Regions from separate parts of the Homo sapiens genome. Here region 1 is linked to region 2. Evidence: read pairs that join two places in POLR2A ChIA-PET (ENCODE). Cell type or tissue: PC-9. All regions are shown on one strand. Links, peaks and the distances in the headings refer to the core of each region. The heading gives the core; the rest is flanking DNA.

What was found. Peaks named below come from ENCODE experiments on the same cell type or tissue, not always from the same donor. Only the 100,000 strongest peaks of a DNase experiment are listed, where the experiment ranks them.
Region 1: POLR2A ChIA-PET joins it to region 2 with 6 read pairs; 1 of 35 experiments calls an interaction of 5 or more read pairs at or near these places.

Annotation. Positions count from the first base shown.
Region 1 is chr3:128,756,810-128,762,180 of GRCh38, forward strand. All of the region lies in intron 1 of RAB7A (RAB7A, member RAS oncogene family), which reads left to right. Among named protein-coding and RNA genes, the nearest start is that of RAB7A, 33 kb to the left of the region's middle. RefSeq lists an enhancer at 1,663-2,162. In PC-9, for the core only: no CTCF peak of the experiment used is centred there; a DNase peak (open chromatin) is centred at 2,762; H3K27ac peaks cover 1,057 bases.
Region 2 is chr3:128,365,375-128,370,745 of GRCh38, forward strand. All of the region lies in intron 6 of EEFSEC (eukaryotic elongation factor, selenocysteine-tRNA specific), which reads left to right. Among named protein-coding and RNA genes, the nearest start is that of DNAJB8-AS1, 96 kb to the right of the region's middle. RefSeq lists an enhancer at 3,468-3,968. In PC-9, for the core only: no CTCF peak of the experiment used is centred there; a DNase peak (open chromatin) is centred at 2,607; H3K27ac peaks cover 789 bases.

The DNA.
Region 1 (5,371 bases), core at 190-5,189, 390 kb after region 2:
GACTGTTGGGGTTTTTCACCTTAGTATTCGCTATCTTTTTTTTTTTTTTTTTGAGACGGAGTTGCGCTCTGTCACCCACGCTGGAGTGCAGTGGCATGATCTCAGCTCACTGCAAACTCCACCTCGTGGGTTCAAGCGATTCTCCTGCTTCAGCTTCCCAAGTAGCTGGGACTACAGGCGCGCACCACCACGCCCGGCTCATTTTTGTATTTTTTAGTAGAGACGGGGTTTTGCCATATTGCCCAGGCTGGGCTTGAATCCCTGGCCTCAGGTGATCCACTCACCTCCACCTCCCAAAGTGCTGGGATTGCAGGTGTGAGCCACCACACCTGGCCCAGTCCCACTCTTGTACATACATCACCACCACCTATTTCCAGAACCTTTCCTCATGCCAACCAGAGACTATGCAAATTAAGCAGTTATTCTCCATTTTTTTCTCTCCCAGCCATACTTGATAGAACATGAATATCAGATAAGTGCTATGGAGAACAGTAACACAGGGTGAAGTGAAAGTGTGCCATTTTATGTAGGATGGTTGGGGAAAGATGGCATTTGAGCCACTGATGGTGCAGGAGAGGGAACAAGTGTGATATTGAGGCCAGGTGTGCTTAGCAGTTTGAAAGCAAAGCTAGAAGTACAGGCGAGGCAGAGGCACAAGATGAATGTTTTATATTTTATTTTTTAAATAAAATATTTTTATTTATTTTAAAAACAATTTTTTTTTTTTTGAGACCAAGTCTTGCTGTGTTACCCAGGCTGGAGTATAGTGGCATGATCTCAGCTCACTGCAACCTCTGCCTCCTGGGTTACAAGTGATTTCTCCTGCCTCATTCTCCTAACTGGGACTACAGGTGCCCACCACCACGCCCAGCTAATTTTTGTATTTTTAGTAGAGGTGGGGTTTTACCATGCTGGCCAGGCTGGTCTTGAACTCCTGACCTCAAGTGATCCACCTGCCTCAGCCTCCCAGAGTGCTGGGATTATAGGCATGAGCCACTGTGCCTGGCCTAAGAAAAATATTTTTAAGAAAACAGAGACAAGGTCTTGCTGTGTTGCCCAGGCTGGTCTCCAACTCCTGGGCTTAAGCAGTCTTCCTGCCTCAGCCTCCCAAAGTGCTGGAGTTACACTTGTGAGCCACTGCGCCCAGCCTATTTTATTTTTTTTATTTTTAGAGTCAGGGTCTTGCTCTGTCACCCAGGCTGGAGTACAGTGGTGCGATTGTAGCTCACTCTAACTTCAAAGTTCTGGGCTCAAGCAGTCTTCTGTCCTTGGCTTCGCAAATCACTGGGATTACAGGTGTGAGCCACCACACCTGGCTAATTTTTAAATTTTTTTGTAGAGGCAGCCTCTCACTATATTGGTTAGGCTGGATTTGAATTTCCGGCCTCAAATGATCTTCCTGCCCTAGCCTGTCAAATTGCTGGGGTTACAGGTGTGAGCCACCACCCCAGTGTTTGTTTTTTTGTTTTTTTTTTTTTTTTGAGACAGAGTCTGGCTCTGTCGCCCAGGCTGGAGTGCAGTGGCGCTATCTCGGCTCACTGCAAGCTCCGCCTTCCAGGTTCACGCCATTCTCCAGCGTCAGACTCCCGAGTAGGTGGGACTACAGGCGCCCGCCACTACGCCCAGCTAATTTTTTTTTGTATTTTTAGTAGAGACGGGGTTTCATCGTGTTAGCCAGGATGGTCTCGGTCTCCTGACCTCGTGATCCGCCCGCCTCGGCCTCCCAAAGTGCTGGGAATTACAGGCGTGAGCCACTGGCCCAGCCTCCTGCGTTTGGTTTTTTAATTCTGCTTGTTTGTAGTGACATTCATCAAGAATGAATGACTTTAAAACAACAACGAAAAATCTTTAGGGATTTTTACTCTTGGGCAAGCATGCTTCTGTCTCTGAGCATTAGTTTTCTCATATATCAGATAAAAGGGTTTGGAGTATATCAATGATATTCTGGTTGTGGACAGAACTCTTGAGGGTTCCTTGAACATGATCCTTTGGTAGCATTGGATTGCTCTCGGCCATCCCACGAATAGCTGTGTTTTATCTGTTTTTTGCTTAAGATTTAACATATGAGTTCATTTGAAATGTTTCTGTTGCCACAAAGAAACAAAATCCCTGGCTCAGAGTTTTAAGGGGACTTACTGTTCTAATGCTACTCACTCAGGCTTTGGTTGAGTAGTAAACAGACTACAGCTTGTTTTTAAGTTCAGTGATCTTCAACTTACAGCCCCTGTGTTTTACAAATGAGTTAAATTAAGATCAGTATCTTCTGTTCAAATTCTTTTTCCAAAGAAATCCAAATGTGCCATAAGCTGATAGGTCTCTGGCCATGAAATATGGTTTCATAGTTACATTGAGATTGTTGAGTAGCTACAGGGAAACTGAGAATTTACATTCTGAGGCAAATGGTTTAACCTAAGAGGAATAAGATTAAGTAAACTGTGTATTAGCTCCTCATAATGTGGCAGGAATTCAGTGTTAGCGGTGGAAAAGCCACAGGAGCTTAATGTGGTAGGTAAGGAAGGTTTATGTTAGTTCCTTTCCCCGATTATCCCAGTTGCTGTGCATTGCCATCTCGGATCAGTTTCTAGCCATGACTACCTAAAAGTTGTCTGAGGGAGGCTGTGCACTGGGTGATCTTGTGAGGCAGGTGGACGTCTATTCTGCCAAGATCTTGTGGGCCCAGTTTGAGAATGGGTTTTAAGTTTTAGTCCTTTTACACTTCCTTTGCAGGAATGTAGCTTTTGAAATAGAAGCAAAGTGTTGTGAAACCTTTGACATTCTGTTCTTTAACACTTCCTCCTCAGCCTGAAGATCTCAGCTTTTGCTTGGGCGTTACAACACCCCATGGTACCTGAACCTCAAGTAAGCTCTGTTAGGTTTTCATATCTGCCCGTGTATGATGGTGACTTTTTTTTTTTCTGAGACGGAGTTTCGCTCTTGTTACCCAGGCTGGAGTGCAGTGGCGCAATCTTGGCTCACTGCAACCTCCGCTTCCTGGGTTCTAGCGACTTCTCCTGTCTCAGCCTCCCAAGTAGCTGGAATTACAGGCATGCACCACCACGCCCGGCTAATTTTGTATTTTTAGTAGAGACGGGGTTTCTCCATATTGGTCAGGCTGGTCTCTAACTCCCGACCTCAGGTGATCTGCCTGCCTCGGCCTCCCAAAGTGCTGGGATTATAGGCGTGAACCACCATGCCCAGCCTCGATGATGACTTATGAGTCAATTTGACTGGTCCTCAGGTGCCCAGATATGTGGCTAAACATTATTCTGGGTGTGCCTGTGAGGGTGTTTCTGGATGAGATTTGGTGGACTGAGTGAAGGTGGCTGCCCTCCCCAGCGTGGGTGAGCTTCATCCACGGGAGGCTGCTTAGAGAAGGAGGCTGAGCAGGAAAGTCTTCTTTCTCCGCCTGACCGTGCTTGAGATGGGACATAGGTGTTCTTTGCCCTCTGGACTCCAGGCTGCAACTAGAGCTTAACTCTGTCAGCTCTCCCGATTCTCAGACCTCCCAACTGCAGGTCATGGGACTTCTCAGCCTACATAATCCTGTGAGCCAATTCCTTGTAATAACTGTCTTTATGTGTAATCTATTGGTTCTGTTTATCTCTGGAGAGCCCAAATACTCCAGCAATAATGGAGTCACTTTTTCCCAGAGATAGGTTTTATCTTGGAGGATTCTTATATTGATCCTTCCCATATCTCTGTTTCAGAAACACTTCCTACAATGTAGAGTGCTAATAGCTGGTTTGTGAGTACCCCTTAGATATACTGGGATGAGCAATAAGGTCAATGCTGTCACCTAACCGTCTGTTGATTGTCAAGCCTTTGTGTGGAAGCAAGGAAATTCATCTAGCAATCATAACAAAGGCAAAGCCTGGAGTGTAAGGTGGTTAGGTTTTTGGCTAGCAAGAGCTGCAGAAAAACAGCCTCTAGCTTAAACTGAGTTATAAACATATGGAACTAGTGTAGGCCTTGAAATCTTTTGTGGTCGAATCCTCTTTGTAGGGGAACCTAGGCAAAATCATGTCATTTCCACTGCCGGTCCCATAGCGACTTCAGTTAAGGTATAGACCTATATAAAGTGTTTTATCCCTTAAAAAGCTTCATCTCCCATTTGCCTGTGGAATCCTCCCTACAACCCTAAGAGGTGGAGAGGAAGCCTTTCTTACAGATAAGGATGGAAATTGTACAGATGCACGAATTTGTTTCTAAAGCTAAGTAGAAACAAGAGTACCAAGAGGTCAGATTTTTCCAGCCCCCAAATCCTTGGCGTAAGTGTATAAAAAGTAAGCACAGCTGTTCTTGAGGTTTCTCAGCCTGTTGCCTCCTCCCCATGTTAAAATTCTGGCCTGTATTCTTCTAAGATAATCTCTGTACCCAGTTGAGGATTCAACATCTAGGTATCCTCTTTGGGAAGCGTTCTTAAAGCCCTCATATAATGGGTTAGATTCCTGATCACCTCTAACCCCTTTTGTGTTGAGAGTTTCTTTTGATTACGAAGTCATACATAGTCATTGTTTTAAAACTTAAAATATGGCAAACCATAGTCAAAGTCCTCTATACCCCCCCATCCCACTCGGAGGAAGAAGTCTTGACTATTCTTATGACATCATACATTTATTGCCATTTTCCTGTCTGCTTATCCAGGGTCTCCTTAAACCAAGCTTGAGGTAGGGAGACTATCTTGGTCATCTTTGCATCTCTAGCAGTTGGGCTGGTGCAGGTGCTTGGGAAATGAATCTGTGTTAAGATCACCAGCCTCTGAACAGGCCTTATGTACCAAGGTCTGTGTCCAGATTGGCATGACCTCTGAGTTAACAGTCCTTTATTTAGATCTTTAAGACTGAGTTCTCTGCCACAGATTTGCCCTCTGGAAAAAGGCACCTCTCCTCTAGAGCAGCAGCTGTCAACCTATAAATCCTGTTTTGAAAATTGGAATTTTAGTTAAATTACAGGGACAGAGTGTGATTGTATACAATTTAATTAACATATTGAAATAGGGATGTGAATAAGACTACTTTAGGCATTACTGAAAAGCAACCGAGCATTTAATGTTTTCATTTATATTTATGCCTGCCAAACTGTGGCACCAGCCCCATCAAGATGTCTGTGGTGCACTTAACTGTGCAGAAGGTGTGGAGCCTTTACATTTCCTCTCCCTGGACTTGGTACCATGTTTGCATGTTTTGCCAGTTATCTTAAAGTGGGATTTTAAATCTATTGTAAAACAAAAATAAACTTCATGGTACTTAATGCCACTGAAATATACACTTAAAAATGGTGAAAATGGTAATTGTTTTAATATTTTACCACAGTAATTTATGTAGGAATACTTTCTATAACTTTGTGCTAATAAATTTGAAAACCCGGAGGG
Region 2 (5,371 bases), core at 294-5,293:
GCATCCCAGGCTCCCTTCTGATTGGGACCAGCCACTTTCCAGTCTGTGCTTCAGCTTCTTCAGTGCTAACCCAGAGCTAGTCATTCTGATTTCCAGGAAGGCTGAAAATTTAATCATAGAATCCCTGGAGAGGACTGCCTATAGTATCCACTTACGGCAGGGGCTCCCTAAGTGGTGGCTGGAATTGTGTGCTGTGTGCACCCACCCCTCACCTGCCAGCCCTTCCTCTTGGTGGGGTAGCTCACATGTCCACTGAGGGCCTCACTTTATCCTCCCACCCATGCCCTGTCCCTACCACAGAGCACTGGGAAACGATGCCTGTAGGAGCCCCGGTGCTGCATTCATGCCAGGCTGCTTCACAGGAGATTAACCAGCCACCTTTCAAGCAGGGATTGGCTGTGCCACAAGGACCTCTCCAATTTATTGACCCTGGAAAGCACTTTGCATGGTCAAAAACAAGGATTATACCTTTCCCTCCTGATTGAAAACAGAAGCCAAATCATAGAGGCATCCCCCAGATGCCCCGCTTTGCCTCAGCCGTTGGATGGCCAATGTCTCTCCCGGGACCAGTACAGGGCAGAGCAGCAAGTGCTTCAGCTCAGCCCAGAAGCTGATGCACCTCTCTGTTGACCAGGCAACAGATTGTCAGGGGCTCTCAGACCCAGGTTCACAAGGTGGCAGATTTGTCAGGGCCTAAGTCCCAGAAGCTCTATTTGCTAGAAATATGGGTCATTTAGTATGGACTGGGCCAGGCCTGCAGGAGTTGGGGACACACCCCTTCAGTGGTTTTGGGGGACCAGTGTGTTGGTGAGGTCCCAGGCAAGTAACTCTAAGAATAGAAACTATGGTTCTAAGAAATGGCCAGGGGCATTGGTCCATATGGGCTGGTGACCAGAAGGAATGGAATTGGCCTGGGTGACTTGTAGCATGAGGGCCTACAGCCATCCGGAGGGTAGCAGGCAGGGCCTGAGGCTGAGACAATGTCAGCAGTACAATCAGCTGCTGCCCATGCCCTGTGCCAGGCAGCACGCCCTTGTGTAGTCTGACCACTCAATCCTGCCAGCAGCCCAGGGAAACCAGGCTGTCATCACCCCAGTTCTGCAGAGGAGGAAATCAGACCAACCCCAGTGCCCTGGCAGTCAGCCTGAGGGCACAGAGGAGGAGGAGGAGGAGCAGGAGCTGGGGTCCTGATTTTCAAGGTCAGAGACAGGAGGGCTCTGGCCTCACACAGTCACTCTGACTTTAGCTAGCTCTTCTTTACCAAGCACTGACTCTTGTGTGTGGAAAGTATTTTTCTGGTATCAGACATAGTGTTGGGTTCTGGGCACATGGCTCAAACAAGACACAGTCCCTGCACCCCGGGAGTTCACAGCTAATCACCCCTCTGTTCAACAGTGTGCTTTTGAGCCCCTGTTATGTGTCATCCTTGTGTTGGGTTCTAGAAAGACCACAGTGAGCCACAGCCCACATGACCCCTGAGCTCATGGGGCTGTTGGGTTGGTGTACTAGTCAACTCGGGCTATCATAACAGAATACCACAGACGCGGTGGCTTAAACAATAGGCATTCATTTCCTGTCAGTTCTGGAGCCTGGAAGTCCAAGATCAAGGTGTCTGCAGGGTGGGTTTCTCCTGCAGCCTCTCTCTTGGCTTGCAGACGGCTGCCTTCTCCCTGTGTCCTCACATGGCTGTCCCTCTGTGCGTGTCTGTGTCCCAACCTCTATTTTGAAGGACATTAGTCAGTTTGGTTTAGAACTCAACCTAAAGACCTCATTTCATCTTAATTACACCTTTAAAGGCCCTGCCTCCAAATACAGTCCCATTCTAAAGTCTGGGGGTTAGGATTCCAGTATATGAATTTGAAGGGACACAGTTCAGCCTGTAACAGTTAGGATGCTGGCACTGGCAGACTTTCTCCTGAGCATTTGTGTATTGGCAGCCACATGCATGCTGTGCACAGAAGGTGCACAATGCCATGAGATCTTACAGTAGGACCCCAACCGAGTCTGGGCTTGGGAAGGCTTCCTTCGGAAGTGGCATTGCACTGGGGTCTGAGGACAAATTGGAGTCTCAGTGCCCCTGGAGGTGAGGGTGCCACAGTGGTGCTGCTCAGGCTATTCCTGCTGGCCCTGAGTATCACCTCCGCATCGAACCAGCCACCTGCTGTGTGGACTCCTGTGCCTGTAAGCAAGAGCCACATCCTGTTTCCACAAGGCCTACCTCAGGGATGCCGTGAGACTGCAACATTGCTGCACCCCTACTTAGGCTGCCGATTATGGACTTATGTCCCCTTCCCACCTTACAGGGAGAGAGACAGCCTTGAAACCAGACCCAGAGATGAGTGAAGCACCACAGTTGGTGCTGTGGCCCCACTGCCTGCCTGGCCATATCACTGGCTCCATCAGCCCTCCAAAGAAACCAGCTCTACAATAAGACTCCCTTTTCCTGTCACCCATTTCATCTGGAATGCCAAGCAGTTCTGCACTGGTGACGCGTGCTGACTCCAGCTCAGGCTAGGGCTCTGCTGAAAAGCTGCCTCCTGCGATCACTTGCCTAATGGTTCTTCCTCCCACCACCCACTGGGAGAGCCGTGCCTCAGGAATTCCATGGGGCCAGTCACATGGCCTGATGCCCTTGGGCTGGGCCAGGATGGTGCTGCCACAGCCTAGATCCTGGGTGTAGCCCCTTGCACAAGGTCAGCTGGAGTGTGTCCTGTCTCCAGCTACAGCCAGTCACAGCAGATGGTGGTTGCATTTGGCACAGAAGTACAGTCCACAGGCTGAGTGCAGTGGCTCACACCTGTAATCCCTATGCCTGGGGAGGCTGAGGCAAGCGGATCACCTGAGGTCAGGAGTTGGAGACCAGACTGGCCAATGTGGCAAAACCCCATCTCTAATAAAAATTTAAAAATTAGCTGGGCATAGTGGTTACACACCTGTAGTCCCAGCTACTCGGGAGGCTGAGGCAGGAGAATTGCTTGAACCTGGGAGATGGAGGTTACAGTGAGCCAGGAGATTGCGCCACTGCACTCCAGCCTGGGTGACAGAGCGAGACTCCATCTCCAAAAAAAACAAAAAAAAAAAAACAAAAAAAGAAGTACAGTCCACAACACACACAAGAAATGAAGTTTTCTGTGTTTTAAGAAAGAGGAGTTTTAAAAAACAATAAACAACAATGACAACTGCGCATGTTAAAATCACTCCCTGGATGTGGTAGCTCAGCTGAGCCTTGCTGGTCAGGGCCACTTCCCGGAAGCTTTCTCACTGTTGCTAATCCTTCTGAAGGGCCTGGGTCAGCTCACTGCCTTTGGAGCCCTCGGTTTTCATCTGATAAAATGGGGGTAACAATCCTGTCTTGAAGGACTGTGAGGAGTAAACCAGTGTGCAAGGATGCCCAGCATGTTGCAGGCGTTGGGAGTGGGCTGCCAGCCCCTTCCCTCATCTGCCTGCACCGCATGAGCCTGACACGTGCCGGAGTCCAGGCCTGAAAACCCAAGGGGCTGGGCCCCCTGAGCTCCATGCCCGTATTGCTGGGCTGTAGCACAGCCACGGTGGCATTACCACTTCCAATTTTTCAAGAAAGCCTGGATATCTGTATTTTTACATGAAATCTTCCCATTCTCAGTTGGGCCACAATGTGTGGTCTCTGTGTTGGCACCAGGTCCTTAATGTGCCGTCTCTTCCTCCTGCTGCAGCCTTCAAGAGGAGGCCATCGCCCTGTTTCTCCCAAAGGCACTGTGAGGCTCAGAGGAGCTAGATGACTGGCCCACCAGACCCTGAAGTTCCCAATGGAAGTGGACATCACCCATGGTTCCACTTAGCTGGGAGGCTTCTGGAAACTCAGCATAGAGCAAAAGTGAAAACACATCCTGGTGCCAAAGGGACAGGACACGATGAGCCCTGAGGTTGTGGATATTGTTATGTTCCCATAAATAACAGGCCCTCAGACAATGGGCTGTGAGGCTGTGTGTTCCTCTGGGGTTTGAAATGAAACTGGCTTTCTTCTCTTTTAAAATGTGCTCTCTCCAACCATCCAGCTGCTCTGTTTGGAGCAGATTCTGGGGCAACCCCAATAACCTGTCCTTGGGATTTCATTAGCACCACCAGCCAGCTGCCTGGAAAGTAGCCCCTGCCAGGACCAAATTAACTTTTACTGAGAGACATTGGCAGGGCTGGTATTGTGCACACTTGGCATTTTCAGCCCACACTGGGATGTGGGTAGCAGGGTACCTTCAAAGAACAAGAGCTTCGGAGGCAGCCAGACCTGTGTTGGAATCCTGGCTAGAATGCTACCCTTTCTGAAAATCCCAGTTTCCTCATCAGTAAGGTGGGTTATCTTGAGGACTTTCCCTCCTAGCTTTTTAAATAATTTCAAACATACTGAAGAGTGGAAAGCTTATTGAGCAGTGTTGCTCCCTTGGCTTCAACAATTGCTCCGTGTTGTCTTGTCTGCTTTGTTTGTGCGCCGAGCCGACTGAGGGTTCCTCCTGGTGCTGCTGCTGTGCCTGCACCCTCAGCACATGTCCCCGAGGAACAAGGACATTCTCCTGCAGAACCACAACGCAGTTACCACTGGAGAAATGTGACATTGATGCCACATTGTCTAGGATACAGTCCATTTTCAGATTCCCCAACTGTCGCAATAGTGTCTTAGGAAGTTTTCCATGCTTGAGGAGTCAGTGAAAGGTGGCACCTGCGCTCAGTGCTGCCACCAATAGTTTTACAACACTGATGTTTTTGAAGAGCCCAGGTTGGTTGTTTCCCAGTGCACTCTTTGGGTCTGTCTGATATTTCTTCATGACTGGGTTCAGGCTGTGCATTTTTGGAAGGAATTCTACAGAGGTGATTTCGGGGCCTTAGTGTGTCCTATCCGGATGTCTGCCCATCATAGGCAATGCTAGGTTTGACCACTAGTGAAGGTGGTTGTTAGGAGGTTCAATGAGGTGATGAAGACAGAGCCCAGGCCCAGAGATAGCTGTGTGGAGGGAGTGCAGCGGCCCACACTCACCACCGGTATCATAGCTCAGCAGCTGTGCCCCATGCAGGATGCCTCTGTGGCCTGGGAGGAGGGGCACCAGCAGGTCCCTTGGGAAGTTACAGTAAAGGCCCCGGTCTGGCAGCAGTGAGGCAGAGCTGACTCTCTGGAGCCAGATCTAGGGATATCCTACCCCTCTCCCATATCCCCATGGGGCTAAGCCAGGGCCTGTGGAGGGAGGAGAGGAGCTGCTACTTCCCCCAAAGCCTTCTCTTTCTCCCTCTCCCCGACCACCCACCCTCTCTCCCCAGCCCAGCTCTGTTTCAGCCATTGCCCCTCTCCCTGTGACCAGCATCAGACCTGAGCACAGAGGACTGGCTCTAGGCCCATCCCAGGGGG